4 separate regions of the Homo sapiens genome follow, and all the other regions are linked to region 1. Evidence: chromatin loops called from intact Hi-C (ENCODE). Cell type or tissue: dorsolateral prefrontal cortex. All regions are shown on one strand. Region 1 has its middle 140 kb from the start of CDCA7L. Region 2 overlaps SP4 (Sp4 transcription factor). Region 3 has its middle 55 kb from the start of CDCA7L. Region 4 has its middle 7.7 kb from the start of SP8.

Region 1 (5,000 bases):
GTTCAACCATTGTGGAAAGCAATATGGTGATTCCTCGAAGAGCTAAAAGCAGAACTACCATTTGACCCAGAAATCCCATTACTGGGTATATACCCAGAGGAATATAAATCGTCCTACCACAAAGACACATGCACAGTGTTCACTGCAGCACCATTCACAATAGCAAACACATGGAATCGACCTAATCGCCCAACAATGACAGACTGGATAAAGAAAATGTGGTACATGTATGCCATGGAATACTATGCAGCCATAAAAAAGAATGAGATCATGTCTTTTGCGGGAATACGGATGGAGTTGGTGGCTACCATCCTTAGCAAACTAATGCAGGAACAGAAAACCAAATACCACATGTTCTCACTTATAAGCGGGAGCTGAAGGATGAGAACTCACGAACTCAAGGCAATAACAGACACTGGGGTCTACTTGAGGGAAGAGGGTGGGAGGAGGAAAAGGAGCAGAAAAAAATACCTGTTGGCTTAAGTTATTAATAACTATGGCTTAATACCAGGGTGATGAGATAACCTGTACAACAAACCCCCGTGACAGCAGTTTACCTATATAACGAACCTTCACATTACTCCCAGACCTAAAATAAATGTTAAAAAATAAATAAAGCTATGTCATAGAGGTAAAGTCAACATGTAGAAGTGAAATGTAGCATTGCCAAGCTTTTTTTCCCACAGCTATTTTCCACTGTAAATTCCCTAATAAAAGAACATCCAAGAATCAGAAACCATAACTCATATATTCATTCCCAGATATTTGCCAAATGCCAACACTGAAGATTTAGCAATTTTCACGGCAAAGTCCCTGCCCTCATGGTCTTTATATGGAAGTTTTGGCAAAGGCTCCAAGACAGTAGAAAATACATCCCAAGTGGGAAGGAGTCGTGGAAAAAGGAGAGGAAAGAAAGCCCACTTGCTTGTGTGCCTCTAAAACCCGGAGTACTGATATTGTCTTTATTTATAATTTTGATATTTTGCTTATAATTTTTTTGCATTAATATGGATTTTTTTTAAAAAAACAACATATTAAAACATAATTTATCCTGATTACTGCCTAATATACGTATCCACAGTATAAAATGGTTCTGAGGTTGAGAGTAGGCAGATTTCTTCAGAAGAAGCTGCAACTGTGCTGTGGCTCCTACCTCCTCTACCTCCCACCAGGGAAAGCCCAGACACTTAAAGAAGCTTCAGTAAGATTACTCTAAGGGCTTACTCTGGATGTCCTGTGCTTAGGGGACACAACACACTGGCCCACAGTGATAAATCCAAGGGATGGGCGACTCGGGGGCTGGTCTGCAAACCCAGCCTGGACAAGATTGCATGAATATTTTCTGTGAACCAGAGTGGGGAGGGAACACAGGAGAGGAAGAATTTTTGTAGGGTCACCTTGGGTCCTGTCTGGGAAGATAGCCAGGAGTAACTGGAGTGGTCTTGGCTGGAGGATGACTACATTTCTAGGGGCTGAGGGAGGTAAGGAAGGACTCAGTTCCCCAAGCCTTTCCCCCTGAGAGTTCACACTCCCCGTGAAAGGACTACACAGGGAAGAGTATGTACTCCCGTGACCCAACACTGGCACTTGCTGCATGTGGCAGATCTTTAGTATTACGTTGATGCAAAAGTATTTGCGATTTGCCCATTACTTTTAAAGGCCAAAACAGCAATTACTTTTGCAGCACCATAATACTTTTTTGTTATCGGAGTTCTTGCAGGTAACCACAACCAGCAAGTGCTAGTGTGGGGTCACCACTGAAGGGCAGAACTTTCCAGCTTTGTCACCAGTGCTCCCACCCTGGGCTGCCTTCTGGAAAAGTCAGAAACCTGGGAAAGCAAGAAGGGAAAGGAGGAGGACAGGGCCAAGGACAGAAGGAGAGGAGAAGCTACCGGGACCCCTTCCCTGTCTAAACCCCACCCCCAAGACTCAAGATCAAGGCGAGGAAGATGTGCCTCAATTTAAAGTCAACACTGAAATTTTGACTATAGGACTTGCCTTTCAATTGCAACACGGTCATTGTTTCGTTATTAGAGGTGATTATTTTCATTTTTTAGAAAACCTAAATGTGACCAAAAAGTCCTTATTAGAGGGAAGAACTTAAAAGGACAATGGGTGACAACATTTTTAGATATTGATGAGTGTTATACATAACAATAATATAAGATGGTGGGAATTGTGGAGAGGGAGCGCTTTTCTTGGGTAGTGTGATCAGAAAAGATTATCCGGAAATGACATTTGAGTGGAGGCCTGAATGAGTGGACAGCAGACGCTGCTGAGATGAGGGGGAGTGAGCTATAGGATCAGGAGTGAGAATGGCCACTTTCTGCCCTTCTCAGAGGTAAAATTACGAATGTAATTTCCTAATTACCCGATGAAACATATTTTGAACTAGAACACAGATGTTTGGGAAAACCTCCAGCAAATTGACTTAATCTGATTGATTTTCTGATTTAGTGTTTTTCTAAGCAAGAACTGCACCCGTTGTGACAGAAGAGGCGCTAAAGCTGCAAATTCCTGGGCCTCGACCCACTAGTTCCTAATCAGAAACTCCAGGGTGGAGACGCAGGATCTGCATCCCTGGGATCACACTGCCTTTCGAGAACCATCCACCTGCCAGCTCCAAGTAGGTCGAGGGAGCAGCGGCACCTGGGATCCCACCGGACCGGGAAGAGTCAAATCCAGGTTTCTCCCTGCTTCACCAAAAGGCCCCCTGCCTCCACCGCAACAGGAACAGTCTCTGTCTGGGAACTGCGGTTGCCTAAGGCTCGGTTTGCTCTTCAGCACTCCGGTCCCCCAACACCGCGTCAGGCGGCGCCCAGCCTCCCGGGGACTCGCAGACGCTCACTCCCCAGACCACAGCGACACCTGCCGAGGCCCCGCGGAACCGCGCTGCACAGCAACCCAGCGCGGCGGGGGGAGTGGCCTGGGGCCATTCTCCGGCCCCCACCCCCCGCCCGTGACCACCGTGCGCTGCCAGAGGGGAGGCTGCGGGAATGGCCAGCGAGGTCTCGCAGGGGGACTGGTTGTCTTTTAGGAAATCAAGGGGCCAGCGCCCCCAGTGCCGGCTGGGAGATGCCTTCAGAGTTCGAAGAGAAAAGATGCGACCTTCAATCCGCTCCATTCTCCGTCAGACAGGCCCTGCGGACGGAGCTCCTGCCACCGCTGCAGCCCCATGATGTGTGCTCCTACGCCCCGCCCCGCTGCAGCCCAGCCCACCCCACCCCCATACGGAAATCCTGCAGGAGAAACTGAAACACTAGCGACAGTGGGACATATCCCCGGGAGCAGTTGCGGGAGGGAGAGAAGGAAGGAGCAAAGGGGAAGAGGAAGAGAGAGAGAGAGCTCAAGGGAGCCTTCTTGGAAAGGTTTAACCCGACAGCTTGAAGGCGGCGGGTAGTAAAGCAGCGAACTGGTGAACGGGCGTCCTGACCCGCCACACTTCCCTCACCGACACCCCTCATCCGCGATACCCCACAGGACAGGATGTCCAGCTGCCCTCACTTATCGTGCCCCTGGGCATTTGAGGGGTTCAGAGAGAGAAACGCAGTAACTTATTACCCTCACATGATATATTTTCACTTTCTTCTCCTGATTGTCAGCTCAATTAGATAAGGGACCTTGTGTTTTATTCCGTTGTACCCCGTGCCTGACACATGGTAGCTGCTGGATAGAGATTTCTTCGATGATTGATTATAAAACACACTAATTTAGAGCTTACTATGTTATAAGATCTCCATCTTCAGTGACTCACTTATTCCTCACAAGAAGCCTAGGAGGTAAGGTTTTCCAATAAGGAGAGCCAGGCACCCCATAATGAACGTGCACGGTGTCACATTCCCAGCAAGTGCCGAAGCTGGGGTCAGATTCAGGCAACCTGGCCCAGTGCCCTCACAGTTCATCCGGCCTCCACATGGCCATTTTGTCCATGAATAAATGAATAAGTGAATGAGTGTATGCTAATTTTGATGAGTTGTCTGGGAAAATGTACAGGTTTTGGGGCTGGAAAAAGGTCTTAGTCATGACGGGGACCCTTTCTGATCGAGTGCTGGGGAAGAACTAGAACTCCTGGGGCCCCCAGGCTCTGCTACCTAAGTGCTGCGGAATCTTGCATATGGTCACCAGCCTCTGGTAGCTTATTACTTTGAGCAGTGCTGGTGGTTCTCAAATTTGTCTACATGTTAGAGTCACCCTGATGAGATTTTCTTTAAACCCAGTGGCTCAGGTCACCCCCTCCCCACACTACCTGAAATTAGAATCTTTCGGGGTTAATCCCAGACATCAGTTCAGCTTCAAATTTCTGAAATTTTCCCGGGTGGTTCCAATGTGCCATCAAAGCTGAGGACCTCATCGGTCTTCAGGGAAGCAGGAAATACATTCTTTCTCAAAGGGTGGCCACTGATCCTCTGAGAATCACTGGGTTTGCTTGTTTACAATGCAGATTCCTGGGCCCTGTTTGGATTTACCAAATCCAAATCTTCTGGAATGGGCCAGAAGATCTGCTCAAATGAACAAACAAAACTTCCCAGGTGATTTTTATGGCCATGAAAGTCCAAGAGCTGCTTGGAAAGCTGCTTTCAAAGTCTGGTGTTGTACCAGCAGCAGGACCTGGAACTTGCTAGAAAGGCAGATGCTCTGGCCCCACCCAGCATCTGCGTTTTAACAGCAATCTGTGTTTAATAAGCCCTGCAGGTGACCTTGGGTGCCAAAATTTGAAAACCAGTAACAGGCCTCTGGAATCATACAGCCCTGGGTTCAAATTCCAGCCTGGTCACTCACTAGCTGTATTAGTCTGTTCCTGCACTGCTATAAGGACATACCCAAGACTGACTAATTTATAAAAGAAAGAGTTTTAATTGTCTCATGGTTCTGCAGGGCTGGGGAGGCCTCATGAAGCTTACAATCAAGGTGGATGGGGAAGCAAACACATCCTTCACATGTGGCATGAAAGAGAAGTGCTGAACAAAGGGGGAAAACCCTTATAAGCGATGGTCCTCATA
Region 2 (5,000 bases), 570 kb before region 1:
AGGGTGGTAGGTCTGGACAGTTTGATTTATAGCCCTTAGATCTTGTAGCAATCTATACAACCCATCAGGCTCTTTGGGAGAATTGGAGTATTGTAACATGCAGGGTTTTAATTGTCCATCGTTAATCAATCCCTCTATTACCAGTTGGAGACCTTTTCTCCCTTCAGTGGAAATGGGATATTGTTCTCTGCAAACTACTTCTGGTTGTTTTAGGTTAATCTGTAAGGGTGTGATTTTTAACCCTCTGTTGCCTTCCCTAACCCTCACAAGGGGATTTAATTTTTCTTTCCTCCTCCTCTGTCAGGAGGCCCATCATTACTTTTATTTGTCCTTCCTCTATTCCTAATCCTAAACCCAATCTCACAATCAGGTCTCGACACAGGAGGTTAGTTCCTACTTCAGGAACAAGTGACGCCTCAATTTGTTTTGCTCCTGATGTAATTAAAATTTTCTTAAATATTGGAACCTGAAATCCCTCCCCTTTTACCCCTGATACTTTCAATTTTTCCTTAGAGAGTTCTGTAGCCCTTGGTTGGTGAATTAGGGAGGAGTGAGCTGCCCCAGTATCAACCAAAAATGTCACTTCTCCCTCAGGTCCCACCTTCAAATTTATTAAGGGTTCCTGGTGGGATCTACTCAGAAGGTGCTCCTGCCCCCGACTAGTCTTCATCAATAGTCATGAGGGGTATCACCTTTTCTTTTTTCCATTTAGGACATCCTCTCTTCAAATGCCCTGTCTTTCCACACTTGTAACATCCACTCATAGTCTTAGGACCTTTTCCCTGCATTTCCCTTCTTTCTTTGTGTTGAAATCTATAATTCCCTTGTCTCCTAAGTGGGGGATCTTGATGTAAGTCTTTTCTGACTACCTCTTCCACAGTGGAAACCATGATTTTTGCTTTTTGTTTCTGCTTCTCTTCCTTTCTCCTTACAAAGACCCTCTGAGTTTGCCTCAGTAAATCCTCAGTTGGTTTCTCTTTCCATCCATCAATCTTTTGTAATTTTTTGGTAATGTCAGGCCAGCTCTTAATTACAAAGTTAACCTTCAAAAGGCATTGCCCTACTGGGTCCTCTAGATCTAATCCGGAGCATTTTCTCATCTGATCTCTGAGCCTATATAGGAATGCAGAAGGAGTTTCCTCTTTTTCTTGTTGAATCGTGAATGTGTCCTATGTCCTACGAGTGGACTCCTTGATCCCTTTAATTATTAGTTCCTGGAGATCCTACATTTGGGCGCAGTCCCTGGGATCATTATTATCCCATTCAGGATTAACATTTGGAAATTTTTGTTTGGCTGGTGAGACTTCTTGCCTGGGAGGGTGTTGCCTCTCCCAGATGGTCATGTCCACTCTCCTGATCATTCCCCTTTCTCTTCCTATGAATAGGATATTCTTGATGGACATCATTTCAGCCCAGGTGTAAGAGCTGTATCCTAGGAATTGGTCCAGATGGTCTGCTAAACCGAGTGGATCTTCTAGGAGTGGTTTCATTTTTTTCCTGAAATTCCTAATTTCAATACTTGCAAGAGGAGCATTTACAAAGCCAGTCTCTCCCTGTCCCATGGGAACTCCCCTAAGAGGGAACATGCTAGGTGCCTGCTGTGTGGAAGGAATAGGGAAGTTCTCAATATCCCTCTTACAGTGTTCTTTTCTTAAATTTGGATAAGGATTTAGAGGAGCAGTTGGTTTGGCTCCGCCATGGTGTCCAGGTCTTTCCTCCTCTAACCCTCCTGCTGCCCCTTGATTTTCCTGTCCCCTATTTTGTGAGATGTATGGAGGGGCATGGATGATAGGGTCCCAGGGCTTTTCCCTGGGTGAGGGATTTTTACTAGGCTCTTTTTCTTCTTCTTTAAGTGGGAATATGGGGCTAATTCCTTGATCCAGCAGAGAGCATAACCTGTCTCTTGTGAGGTTGGGGTTTTATTATTCACATAGAGAATTAAAGCTTGGCACACCTAATTTTTATCTGAGCCAAACTTAGGCCATAGGACTATGCTGGTAAATGTCAGAGGGAGTCTCTTTGGCTCCCTCTTTCCCTTGTCCCCTAGGCCTAGAATTTCTGTTTCCCATTTTTGGTCAGTCTGTGTCTGAGCTTTTCCCTGTGTTCTCAGCACCCCCTACTGGAGGTTTCTTGCACACCCATGGAATCACTTCATCCATTCTCTGGCCATTCTTTGTCCATTCTCCTCACGGGAGAACGGAACCATGGATTGGGACTCTGCACTTGCTTCATATCTAGGGTACATCTCAGTCACACACACTCAACCTCTGAAAATGCCCAACCACCAAGACAGTACTTACAGTCCAATTTTCCTCCCTTGGCTTCTGCACGAGGTTGCCTGGTTGCTGCAGTGCCTGCTTTTCTCCCTGTGTCGCCTCTGCTGCCTCCTGAATAACAGTCTCAGGTTTGTCTGTGGCTTCTGTGGGGAGCCAGGATGCCCGGACAGAGTGGGCCACCCAAATCGGGTGGGACACCTCTGCCCTCTCGGCTGGAGTCCCACTCCATGCAGGCACAGAGATCCCAGACAGGCCCCCAGGTTTGTGAGAAACACAGATTCACCTGTCCAAACCCAAAGAATGGACTTGGAGACACAAACAATGGAAGCGAGACTTTTAATGGTGGTCTTGCAAGATGGAGTGTCTGGTAGGCAGGCACACCCGGGGCAGTTACAGCAGGTAATTTATTTCCTAGCATCCAAATCTCACTGCAACCTCCACCCCGCCTGGTTCAAGCGATTCTCCTGCCTCAGCCTCCCAAGTAGCTGGGATTACAGGCGTGCATCACCACGCCCAGCTACTTTTTTTGTATTTTTAGTAGAGACAGGGTTTCACCATGTTGGCCAGGCTGGTCTCAAACTCCTGACCTCAGGGTCCACCCACCTCAGCCTCCTAAAGTGCTGGGATTACAGGTGTGAGCCACCGCGCCCAGCCTAAATACAGTTTGTTTGTTTTTTTAAGTAGGCCACTGCCTCCACCTTTGTACAGAGAAATCCCAGGTTCCTCCTGTCAGAACCTAGCTAGACCCTGGAATAAGATACCAAGACCAGGCTTGCCAACTGTGGCTTGGCATAGAGTTTGTGTTTGACCTGGGGTCAGGGCCTTGTCTACACACTTTTTTTTTTTTTTTTTTTTTTTGAGACAAGGCCGTGCTCTGTCATCCAGGCTAGAGTGCAGTGGCTCACTGTAGCCTCAACATTTGCATTACATGTTGATTTATATAATTAATGGATGGTGTTGCTTATTATCGATTGATTGTGAATCTGGCCACGACAAATTTATTCTAATTGTTTATTTTCTCAGATTATTTATGTAAATAGTAATAACTGTAAATAATAATCTATTTCAATTTTTTTCTTCCAGTGATTGTACCTCAGTTCATTTTACTGTCTTATATGTTGGCTTCGTCAGAATGTTTCATATTATGTTGAAAATAGTAATGATATATATAATAGCATTCTTATCTTGTTCCTGATGTATAAAGTAATAGTTCAGAAGTTTCTCCATTAATTATATGTAGGGGTATAGCAGGTAAAAGAAATAAATTTTTATTCCTGGTTTGCCAAGAGCTCTTATCAAAATGTGTTAAATTTTATCACACTGTTTTTATGCTTCTGTTGACCTTTTTTTTCTCTCCTTTAACTTTATGGAATCTTAAGTCATACAAAGTATTTTATTTTTGTGTAGTCAGATTTGTCTATTCTCTCTTTTATAGTTTCTAAATAACCTGTTGTACTTTTTAAAGTACCTTCAAACTCTAGGTTATAGAAATATTTTCCTTTTTTTTTAATACTTGGTTTTAAATCTTTGTAGCATGTATCTTGGTGTGTGGTATGACATGGAGGTGCATCTTCTTTGTGTTACTTCAGATGGATGTTTAATACAATATTGTATTGAGTGCAGTGCTCCTGTAAGTTTTAATATTTGTTTGTAACAATAATAAGGAAGACTAATGGTTTTTTCAAAGTTTACTCAAAAGTAAAAGCACACACGTAAAGAAAAAGAGAATGTAAAGAAAAAGAGAGAATATCTGACGTGGACCAACTTGAGCCTATAGATTTTTTTTATTGGTAAGTCAAAAGCAGGGCCAAGAAAAGAAATTATCCAAATTGAATTTTCTCATTATATTAGTCTGTTTTCATGCTGCTGATAAAGACATACCTAGACTGGGCAATTTACAAAAGAAAGAGGTTTAATTGGACTTACAGTTCCACATGGCTGGGGAGGCCTCACAATCATGGTGGAGGGCAAAGAGGAGCAAATCACATCTCGTGTGGATGGTGGCAGGCAAAGAGAGAATAAGGAAGACACAAAAGCAGAAATCCCTGATAAAACTATCGTATCTTGTGAGGCTTATTCTCAAGAACAGTATGGGGAACCCACCCCCATTATTCAGTTATCTCCCACTGGGTCCCTCCCACAACATGTGGGAATTATGGGAGCACAATTCAAGATGAGATTTGGATGAGGACACAGAGCCAAACCCTATCACTTATTACCCAAGTTTTATCAGACTGGGAAAACAACATTTCAGTCCCTTAAGTAACAATTTTAGAGGGAAGATCTACGGCTAACAGTTATTCATTGTGCACATCAGGATAAACCAGTTAACCAAATTTTGATATGCCTCATTTATTATACACAAAAACAAAAAGGCCTTTTTGTTTTTAGTTAACATTAAACTAGCTTTTATTCCAAAACAAAGAAGTCGGTCCAGTAAAACTATCTTATATTTTGAAGAAAACATATTTAAGAATTGCTTTGGACAACAGAAACTGTTATCTTATGAAACCTAAAAACTTTATTAAATTCTGAATGTAGCATGTGCCTGCCTCCCATTTTTGCCTTGTAAAGAACTCAGTATGCTATTAAATTATTAACTTAGTTTATTTGAAATAGTTCCAAGATATTTCATGCCTCCAAGATTAAAACTAAAACCCAGGTTAGCAGTTTTGAAGAAGAGTGGACATGAGCCTTGAACATTATATATATTTGTTACATCTG
Region 3 (5,000 bases), 81 kb before region 1:
AATAGCATTGGATTATAAGCCATAGACGGAAGTAAATATCCATGAGTCCACAGTGATGTAACGTAGTAAATAAATGGGAGAGAAGGGACACATCTTCGTTACAGAACCTATTAATACATGCAGAGGGAAAAGAGGAAATGGGGGGAAACCCCACAGTAAAAATGGTTGTAGGCATCAAAGGATGCTAAAATTAGTGGCTATAAGTTTAAGGAGAAACAAGATATTTGCATAAAGTATCTTCCCAGATACATTTATTAACCAATTACTAACGGGAAAATAGTCATTTTACTTTGGAAAAACTGGTAGTCACCTCCTTGACCGGGAATGAAGGTTCATATCTGTAGAAAGAGACATAGGACGTCATTTGATGCACAGAGAAGGGCGCAATCTGATTTCCATGGCATTCCTGCGAAAAATGCTTGACCTCCTTTATCCATGAGAAAATATCAGATAAACCCAAATTGAAGCACATTCTATGAAATAACCGATTCGTAGTCTTCAAAAGTGACAAGGTCAGGAAAGGCAAGAAAAACCTGAGAAATTGTTATAGACTAGAGGGGACTAAGGAGTCATGACAACTAATTGCCACGCAGGGTCCTAGGCTGAGCCTTGAACAGAAAAAGGATGTTAATAGGAATTCAAAAAAGGTTAGTAGATTCAGTTCACAGTATTGTAGCTGTGTTCAAAATCTTTTTTTTTTTTTTTTTTTTTTTTGGAGACCGAGTCTCACTCTGTCGCCCAGGCTGGAGTTCAGTGGCGCAATCCCAGCTCACTGCAACCTCCACCTCCTGGCTTCAAGCGATTCTCCTTCCTCAGCCTCCCGAGTAGCTGGGATTACAGGCACACATCACCACGCCCAGAAAATTTTGTATGTTTAGTAGAGACGGAGTTTCACCATGTTAGCCAGGCTGATCTCGAACTCCCAATCTCTGGTTATCGGCCCGCCTCGGCCTCCCAAATGCTGGGATTATAGGCATGAGCCACTGCACCCAGCCTTAATTTCTTTACATAACTTACTGTGGTTATGTAAGATTATGTTATGGCCATGTATTAGAAGAAACTGAATGAAGGGTATATAGAAACTCTTTGTACAATTTTGCAACTTTTCAGTATGTTTAAAATTATTTCAAAAGAAAAATTTAAAAACGAAACCCATGTTGGGCCTAAGTTTTCTTGTCTGTACAACGAGTATGTTGAGTCATATGATGTGTAAGATCCATTTGGGGCATGAGATCATGAGTCCCCAGTCGCCCTCCTGGGCAAACATCATCCCTCCACCATCAATGCATGTGCTTAAGCAATAACCGTCATCTTCTTTACTAAAACAGGATTTTGTGGCCAGGCATGGTGTCTCATGCCTGTAATCCCAACACTTTGGGAGGCTAAGGCAAGAGGATCGCTCGAGCTCAGGAGGTTGAAGCTGCAGTGAGCTATGATTATGTCACTGCACTCCAGCCTGGGCGACAGAGTAAGACCCTATTTAAAACAAAACGAAACAAAAAACAACAGTATTTTGTTTCTGGTGAAGACAGCACTCTAGTATACATATATCACTTTAAGGTAGTTGCTGATGTCCACACTTCTTTAAGAAATGACATAGGGCCAGGCACGGTGGCTCACGCCTGTAATCCCAGCACTTTGGGAGGCCGAGGCGGGTGGATCACCTGAAGACAGGAGTTCAAGACCAGCCTGGCCAACATGACGAAACCCTGTCTCTACTAAAAATAACAGAAATTAGCCAGGCATGGTGGCCCCCGCCTGTAGTTCCAGCTACTCGGGAGGCTGAGGCAGGAGAATGGCTTGAACCTGGGAGGCAGAGGTTGCAGTGAGCCGAGATCGCACCACTGCACTCCAGCCTAGGTGACAGAGCGAGACTCTATCTCAAAAAAAAAAAAAAAAAAAAAAAGAAAGAAAGAAAGAAAGAAAAGAAAAGACACAGATCCCACCTCAAGGCTGGCAAAATTATCTTGCCTCAGTTTAAGGCAATGTTGGAAGATTGAATAAAAGCAGAAATTAATCGTGGGATAGTTTAATCCATCAATGTGATCCTATGGCAATACTGATTTTAGTATGAATCGCCACCATTTATTGGGGATCCATGCTGTGCAGGGCATGTCAGCAAGCTGTGTGTATGTAAACAGCTAATCCCTAGAGACACACATCTGGAACTTGCTGCTAGCTCCATTTGTCCCAGATGAGGAACCTGGGGCTTGGAGAAATCAGGGAATCAGCCCAGGGGGTGAGTGGAAAACCCAAGATGAGAACCCTTTAGGGTACAAAGCATCTGATCTTTCCACCACCCAGTTGTACTTTTTCAGATATAAAACAAAGGAAAACATTTAACAAAAAAGGGTGTCAATCCCTCACTTCGTACCTTTACCTCAGAGTAGTAATATAGGAAAAGAAATAAAAATACAGCTAAGGTTTCTGAGACCCTCTTTCTTTAAACCAAAGAGTTGTTAAACTTGGTGGTGGGCGGGGAGAGAGAGGGTTAACCCTCTCTGTTAATATCGTGGATAAAAACATCCGGCCTGAGAATTACCAAATACATACGTATTTAAATAGATAAAATAACTTTCCCATTAACACCATCCACATTGTACTACGGAAGAAAATACCGTTTTTATTATTCACCTCATTCCGGTGATTTGTCCATTGAGGGAGGGAGGGCTCTTCTAGAAAGACAGCAAAAATCTTTCTCTAGTCCTTCAGCCTCAATTGATTGGCTGTTTTTGTACAACCCTGCCATCTACTGGAGTAACTCAGAATTACAGGACACTCTAGAAATTTTCATATGGGCTAAAAATGTTAACATCTCAATTCTCAGTTAGTGATATGAACAGCCCTATTTTATTAATTAATATGTTATCATAGGGCAAGACATGGTCAATTCCTGGGTATGCACTGAAACCACATACCACATACCAGCCTACAAATGTTGCTGAAGGGTTTCATACCAGAGCAAATAGAAACAGACAAGCATCTATCAGTCCAAGTTTCTTTTTCTTTTGAAATAGAAAAAAAGGATCGCAAAGAATCTGCCCTTTGTAGAAGGATAAAAACATTTAGGGAAGCGGCAAAAGGAAAACATAATCACTGTAATTCTCCTGCTAAAATATAGCTATGCTTTGAAATTTCTTTGTGTTTTAATTATTTACAATGATGGAATCATATTACGCTTATTGTACTGTAAATGGATTTTTCTATTTAGTAACAGACATAATCATCATTGTTCCAAATGCTTTAGTCCTCACAGCTTAGGTCAATGTACATCACTATTTCACTTCAGTTTCATGTGGACAGTAGGGTCTCTACTTTTGTCTCTTTTGGGTGTTTATCCATTCAATCAACCCCCAGATACCTTCTATTAATAAAGCGGCAACGGAACAAGAAGCTCAATATTTTCCAACCTGCTAGGTTCCCCATCTTTCTAACTGTCCCTCACATGGAAGAGGGGGAGTGGGGTGGAGGCGAAGTTGAATCACAGAACAGAAAATAAATTAAAAGACCAGTTTCAAGAGGCATCTCTGCCCCCAAACCGCCAGTTCTTAGGGGTGCCTTAAATATTTGGACTCTGTAGTGACTAAACTGGAAAACACTAATCCCCATTTTAAGAGGAACAGGGAGATCACTGGAGTTATTTTCAATGCCTCTGCTTTTCACAGAAAACAATAATGTAAGCCATAAGCCATTAAATGATTGCCTCCAAAACTATTCTAAATTCTAAAAAGAGCAATACCATTACTAATTAAGTGTTATTAAAGGCAAGAATACTCAACATATGGGCTCAGTTTGTTAGCAGTGCTTTTTCTCTTCATGTACTTGCTTAACCCGGGAATAGTTTGTATGTGCCTATTTTGCAGAACCTGGAAGACAATTTTATTCTTAAAAGGATGCTAAAGGTTTATAGTTGTTTAATATCTTCTCCTTTGACACATTTTGGGTCATATTAATGATTTGCTTGATTCTGAGGCCTTGTTCAGGAATATAACCTGCAATTAGAACATCATTCCTATGGGAAAATATGCAACACTTGGCAATGATTTACCTCACAATGTGGTTTCCAGGAGACCATTATGGAAACAAAAAGCAGTATGTCTGTACTTGACTTTGTAATCCTGTGAGGACAAGCATGATCCTTCACATTACAGAAGGGAGATGAAGTCTCAGAGCTGGAGCGACTTTGCCTCATAAAAAGCAGAGTAGAGGCTGGCATCTCAGTCTTCCTTCCACAGTGCATTTTTCTGAAGTTATATTCTTGGCTTGGTCAAGGGTATGGACCTGGTGTCTGGGTTTGAGTCTAGGCTCTGTAATTTACTAACTATGCACAGGGCACGTTGCTAATCTCTCTTTATTCAATATCCTCGCCTGTAAAATGGGATGATGATCATCATGGCACATTATCTCATAGAGTTCTTAGGATGCTGAACAGATTAATAAAGCACTGGAGACAGTGCCTGGCAGATTTAAAAAAAAATCTTCAATAAATGTTTGCTACCGTTATCTACATGGCCAATGAAATTGTATGCTATTTATTGTAAGTTTCCCAAAACATCAGCAAAGGTATTAACACAATTTAGATGACACTAACAAAATCAGCTATTTCCATTTGATAGGTGCCTACTATATGCCAGACACATTACACACTTTATTTGTTGTTTTATCCCCATTTTAGAGATGGCAAATGGGAATCTCAGAGCAATTAATTAATTTTCCCAGGGTCGCACAGCCACCAAGCAGTAAAGCCCGACCTAAAATGCAGACTCCTCCATTGCTAAAGCCTGTGGGCATTCCATGCACTAAGCTAGATGACAAAACTATGTTAACCTTTTTGCATTACTTATCTGATGTGGCCTGCCAACAATTTCTTTTTAAACTACAATTTATTTTATTTATTTAATTAATTTTTTTTTTTTTTTTGAGACAGAGTGTCTCTCTGTCGTCCAGGCTGGAGTGCAGTGACATAATCTCAGCTCACTGCAACCTCCACCTCCCGGGTT
Region 4 (5,000 bases), 1.3 Mb before region 1:
TACCAAAATTGATGTTCAAAATCTCCATCTCTGTGTACAGCCTGTATTAAAGGAAGAAAACAAAACACCTTTCCCTATTTATTGTCAACACACATAATGTTCATATCTTCATGCTATGTTAATGTGGCCTCGTGCTACTTCTACATTCAGGCTTGCACTCTACAGTACTTTTTATATTCATCTCTGCCAGCCCATGGATAAAATTGATAATTAATTCTACAGCACTTTGTATTTCTCCTTCATCATATAAATGAAGGAAACACATGTAGGGAAAAGAGTTTGCTCATTTAGTGTGAATGGTGTGTGTTTGTGTGTGACTGTCGTTCAAGGCAAGAGAGCAAAAGAGAAGCTTAGACATTCAGATGAGTGTGTCTCTGATTTTTTTCCTAGAATGGATTTGTTTCTGTTATTTTCTCTTTTGGTATTATATATCACTTTCTTACAGCTAACATGCAGAGTTAAAAACTACTAAATGCTTATCCTCAACACTATTGATTTCTTTTCATTCTGTTCTGTTAGTAGAGGAGGTAATGCTCCCAGATTACCCCGGGGTCTCCTCCAGACGGTTGACAATTGCAATCGCAGTTTTGGGAAGATAAATGTTACTCTGGGAATTGTGTTTAATTACAAATAATCTAGGAGCTGCTCCAGGTCTCTGGGTTTAACCACACATGTGTTCAAATCACTGTATAAGGTTTACAAATGTGTGATATTTGTGAAAGGGGATACAATTCACTTTCTAAAACCAGGGGACAAACTAGCATGCTCCCACTTTGGGTTTGTCAACAGATTCTTAGAGATAACACTACCCAAAATAACACCAATGACCAGAAAGTGTGGCGTCTTCGAGCACTTGAAAGCCTAAAAAATTGTTCATTGGAGTTTACTTTCAGGTCAGTTTTATTAAAATGAAAATCTGAAAATTAGCCATGCTTTCTTGAGTTCTCAAAGTCTCTTGCACAAGTCCATTTGTGTAGAGAATATTTTTGAGTCTACATAAGTTTTTTTTAATTTTATTTTATTTTGACAGAAGTTTTGTGGATGTCCCCTGAAATAGCTCAATGGTTAATTTTTACTGTTCCTCTTGTAACTCAGCTGCTACCTTTGTGTGTGTGTGATTCTTTGCTTATATGGCAGCTCAATTAGTGTTGTTTGTGTGTGTGTGCTCGGTTTTTTCTAATAGTCTTATTAACAAGAAAAAAGGTGGCGAACAGGTTATTCTCTTAACCTGACCTGGCTCTAAGAGTAAGATGAGCAGCACTGAACAGATGTCCCCATTTAAGCCGTTCTTTTCCCACATGCCTGCTGGATATTGCAGGCGCGCAGGAAGCTCGCTTCAAACCTGGCCCATTTCAGGCCATAATGGCCACGTTATTTCGGCCCAGTGAACACGAACAAAATCGCGTGCTTTAGAATCATTCGACTCTGAGTCCAGGAAAAGCAGGGGGTGTGGTGGCAGTGGGGGTGGCTAGGGAGGGGTGTATATGAGTGGGGGAGCCGATTTCATCTCGGATCGCAGGAAGAGAACTTGCTCAAAAGAATTTTTCCCCAGCAAAAGTGGTATAATTTACAGCGCAACTTAATAATCCGAGGGGCAATGCAAAAGCCCTTTGCGTTGTAAACCGCTTCTAATTACCTGCCAGAGCAATTAGCTGACTATCACGAAGAAATTAGATCGCTCAATGTAGCATAAATAATGCGAATAATTTTGTAAGAAGAATGGAAAGCGAGACCTGGTGTTTCTTTATAAGGAAATAACACCTCGTACTGTAAGAGCCCTCCATGAACACATATTAATGTCTAGGCATGCATGGCAATGAGTCCGAGCAGGAGCCCTCTGGCTGCGGTTCAGCACTTTTTCCGTTTACGTATGCGGGGTGAAAGTCGGCTTCCAGGCGTTCGATCTCCAGCCTTCCAGCTCACAGTAATTAACACATAGCGACTTCAATGGGAAAACCTGTTTTCCAGATGATTTTTACAATGCAGCTTTATGTCTCATTTGGCAGTTTAAATAGCTGGAGTTGTTTTCTGGCTTCATCTCTACTATCATCTGTTGAGCATATTTTGCTTAGAATATTGAATCCCAACCAAAATTTGGGTGCAGGCTTTTGCTGACTTTTATTTTCTTAAGAAGTGGGGATATCAGGAGCCATTTTGAAGGATACTAGAGCAAAGAATTCTTGTGAGGACCTGCTAGTGCCAGCAGATATTTGAGTTCCTGAATGCGTTTACAAAGTACATTGGGATATTTTTGTGTATGCTTCACTTTAACTTTTTTATTTAAAATCTACCTTAATTATATTTTCTAACTAACTCACTTCTCTTGAGTGATTGTGCCCTATACGGGGGTTCAGATGGTGAGTTCTCATATTTCTTAGCAAAGAAAAATAAAAGTAAAGCTGCAATCTAATTTGGGAGGAAAGCTGAAGGTGCATTTAGGTGTCTGAAAGCAGTATAAGCTCTTTGAAATTTACTTGGTTTGTAAATTACAAGTGCGAAAACAACTTCCAAAGATGTTTGGAAAAAGAATATATGCACCGACACCTATATAGACAGACACACACACACATACACACACACACACACACGTGAAGTTGTCGCCTGCCCACAACTCCACCGCTTTCCTGTGCCGCCCAAGGGAAATGGGTCTCTCTTGAGCCCGTCTTTCTCTAGTAAACGAGGTGGGTCATACGTCTATGTCAAATTGAATCAGCCAGGACAGCTTCCGTGGTAATTAAACTGGACGTCTGTATTGGTCACAGCAAAGGGTGCCTTGTGAATTCAGGTTTTACTTGGTGCATCACAACTGTCAGGGTGAATCCCGCCCCCCACAGAGGTCTGAGTCATGGGTTGCCACTCTCCCACCACCCCTGCCAGCTCATCCCTACCCATCGAAAGCTTTGGCCCCGCTCATTTTTGAAACATTTTTCACGACTGAGTTCAGGGGTTTTGCAGGACTTCACAAAGATCTTGTCCCAGTGGGCCGCACATTCGCAGTTTTCTCCTGCTAAGAAAACATCGACGGTTTTGCTGCTGACTGGAGAGTTCTAGATGAAAACTGAAGGAACCCTAATTATTATTATTATCATTATTATTTTTGAGACAGAGTTTTGCTCTTGTTGCCCAGGCTGGAGTGCAATGGCACGATCTCGGCTCACTGCAACCTCTGCCTCCTGGGTTCAAGAGATTCTTCTGCTTCAGCCTCCCCAGTAGCTGGGATTACAGGCGCCCGCCACCATGTCCGGCTAATTTTTTGTGTTTTTAGTAGAGACGGGGTGACACCATGTTGGCCAGGCTGGTCTTGAACTCCTGACCTCAGGTGATCCACCCGCCTCAGCCTCCTAAAGTGTTGGGATTACAGGCGTGAGCCACTACGCCCAGCCTGGGAACCCGAATTATTTATTTCATCAACCTTGGCTACAAATGGGTTTACTCCTGCTTATGGTGTCAAGTCCATGCAGCCCCTCACCCCCTTTAAATAGAGAGGCATTGGCCGCCTTAGGCTCCCCCTGCCCTGAGTTTAGGGCTGTTGAGTGTAGGCCTACAGGGAGGGGGACCCACTGAGGAGAAACCGGCTCCACTTTAGAAGGTGCTGGAAATAAAATATCCGTATCAACTGTCGGAAACTTGGTTTGATGCGCTAATCACTCGGTTCAAGGGTGTCTACATTATTAGGTGCCAAGTCCCCACTTCCAATCCCAGACAGAAACACCCTTCTAGATGGAACAGAGGGCATGTTTTTATTTAAGACTTGATGAGTACCAACTCTTGTTCTGAGCAGAGGTTATTTTTTAAGAGGAAATAAGATCTTGATTCCTGCTTATGAATTCTGGAAAAGTAATAAAGGTTGTTCAGATAATTTTCCACAAGATCTTCATCCGAACCTTCCCACTTGCTGAATTTTTTTTCCCTGCAGCTTAATTTCCCCTAAACACTTTGCATCGCTCCCTCCCCCCACCATGGCCCTGAAGATTCTCCATCTTAAATAACAAGGACCCTGCTGGCTACTAAAGGAGGCTGCCCATTTTAATTCAAAACAAGGGCCACGAGTGCTGGTCTTAGAAAGAGCCGAGGAGTGAAGATCAACCTTTTTTTCTCTTGGAGTGCTTGCACTTAACCCTCAATCGCCAATATAGTACCTCTTTCTCTCTCCTTTATTAAAATATTTCTTTCATTCTTTTCTTTTTGGGGGGGAGGGGGCAAGATTTCTTAAGGTAAAAGAAATAAGCTGAACAGATTGATTATTGTTATGTCTGTAATTGCTCTAAAAACATTTTTCAGTGGGGCCTCATAGGGCAAACATATTGGTCTTTGATCAACACTGAAGAAAGCAAACATTGGAAAACCAAAACCCACTACTTTGGAGTCTACACTTGGCATTTACAGCCCTGAAATGGAATGCCCTTTACCTTCAAAAGGGCAGCTATTAACGACAGAAAGTTCTTGAGTTTTTCTGTAGATAGTGCTTCAGTAGTTTTCTAGTAGTATTCTAACCTAGGCATAACTTCCTCTCTTCTGAAACTGGGGAAACCCATTTGCAAAGTGAAACGATTTGACTAGTAATACCCAATGTCAGTTTATTTGAAACTATAGCTAAAAAGGGAAAAACTAATAAATCCACTTTGATTATTTTTCTGCTTAGTTTCAAGACGTCCTCTAAGCCTAGATAACGAAAGTGATTTCAAAAATTTTGACATACTTAACCAAATGAAACTAATAGGTGCGCAGCAAATTAGTACGAGCCATAGTCAAACCAAAAGAGGATCTTTTTTACTAGAAGAAACTTGCACTATTGATTTTATTGACTGACTCGATTTCAGTGTTTTAATCAACTTTAACAAATTTAACTGAAAACAGGGTAATTGATATATAGAATTTAAAACTTCAAAAATAAGCCGCAGATATTCATAAATATTTTTTATTAGGTGATTTGCTGTTGATTTACCATTTAAGTAAAAAAAACTATTCTTTTTTCTAACTTAAGCTACGGTGATCTGAAT

The links. Hi-C counts contacts between places; a loop is a spot of excess contacts. Peaks named below come from ENCODE experiments on the same cell type or tissue, not always from the same donor. Only the 100,000 strongest peaks of a DNase experiment are listed, where the experiment ranks them.
Region 2: it touches region 1 in a loop (3-fold over the local background); 5 of 110 quality-filtered maps call a loop at or near these places.
Region 3: it touches region 1 in a loop (7-fold over the local background); 18 of 110 quality-filtered maps call a loop at or near these places.
Region 4: a loop joins it to region 1, with 3 times the contacts of the local background. A loop is called at or near these places in 4 of 110 quality-filtered maps.

What each region holds. Positions count from the first base shown.
Region 1 is chr7:22,080,189-22,085,188 of GRCh38, forward strand. No RefSeq gene overlaps it. Among named protein-coding and RNA genes, the nearest start is that of CDCA7L, 140 kb to the left of the region's middle. RefSeq lists enhancers at 39-183, 1,543-1,687, 3,544-3,688 and cis regulatory regions at 111, 1,615, 3,616. In dorsolateral prefrontal cortex, CTCF peaks have their summits at 2,885 and 3,102; a DNase peak (open chromatin) is centred at 2,863; H3K4me3 peaks cover 1,750 bases; H3K27ac peaks cover 1,907 bases.
Region 2 is chr7:21,505,697-21,510,696 of GRCh38, forward strand. All of the region lies in intron 5 of SP4 (Sp4 transcription factor), which reads left to right. Among named protein-coding and RNA genes, the nearest start is that of DNAH11, 35 kb to the right of the region's middle. In dorsolateral prefrontal cortex, CTCF peaks have their summits at 2,119 (motif pointing left) and 2,324; a DNase peak (open chromatin) is centred at 2,145.
Region 3 is chr7:21,998,847-22,003,846 of GRCh38, forward strand. No RefSeq gene overlaps it. Among named protein-coding and RNA genes, the nearest start is that of CDCA7L, 55 kb to the left of the region's middle. In dorsolateral prefrontal cortex, CTCF peaks have their summits at 2,755 (motif pointing left) and 2,957; no DNase peak of the experiment used is centred here; H3K4me3 peaks cover 391 bases.
Region 4 is chr7:20,792,066-20,797,065 of GRCh38, forward strand. No RefSeq gene overlaps it. Among named protein-coding and RNA genes, the nearest start is that of SP8, 7.7 kb to the left of the region's middle. RefSeq lists enhancers at 944-2,218, 3,762-4,470. In dorsolateral prefrontal cortex, no CTCF peak of the experiment used is centred here; no DNase peak of the experiment used is centred here; H3K27me3 peaks cover 5,000 bases.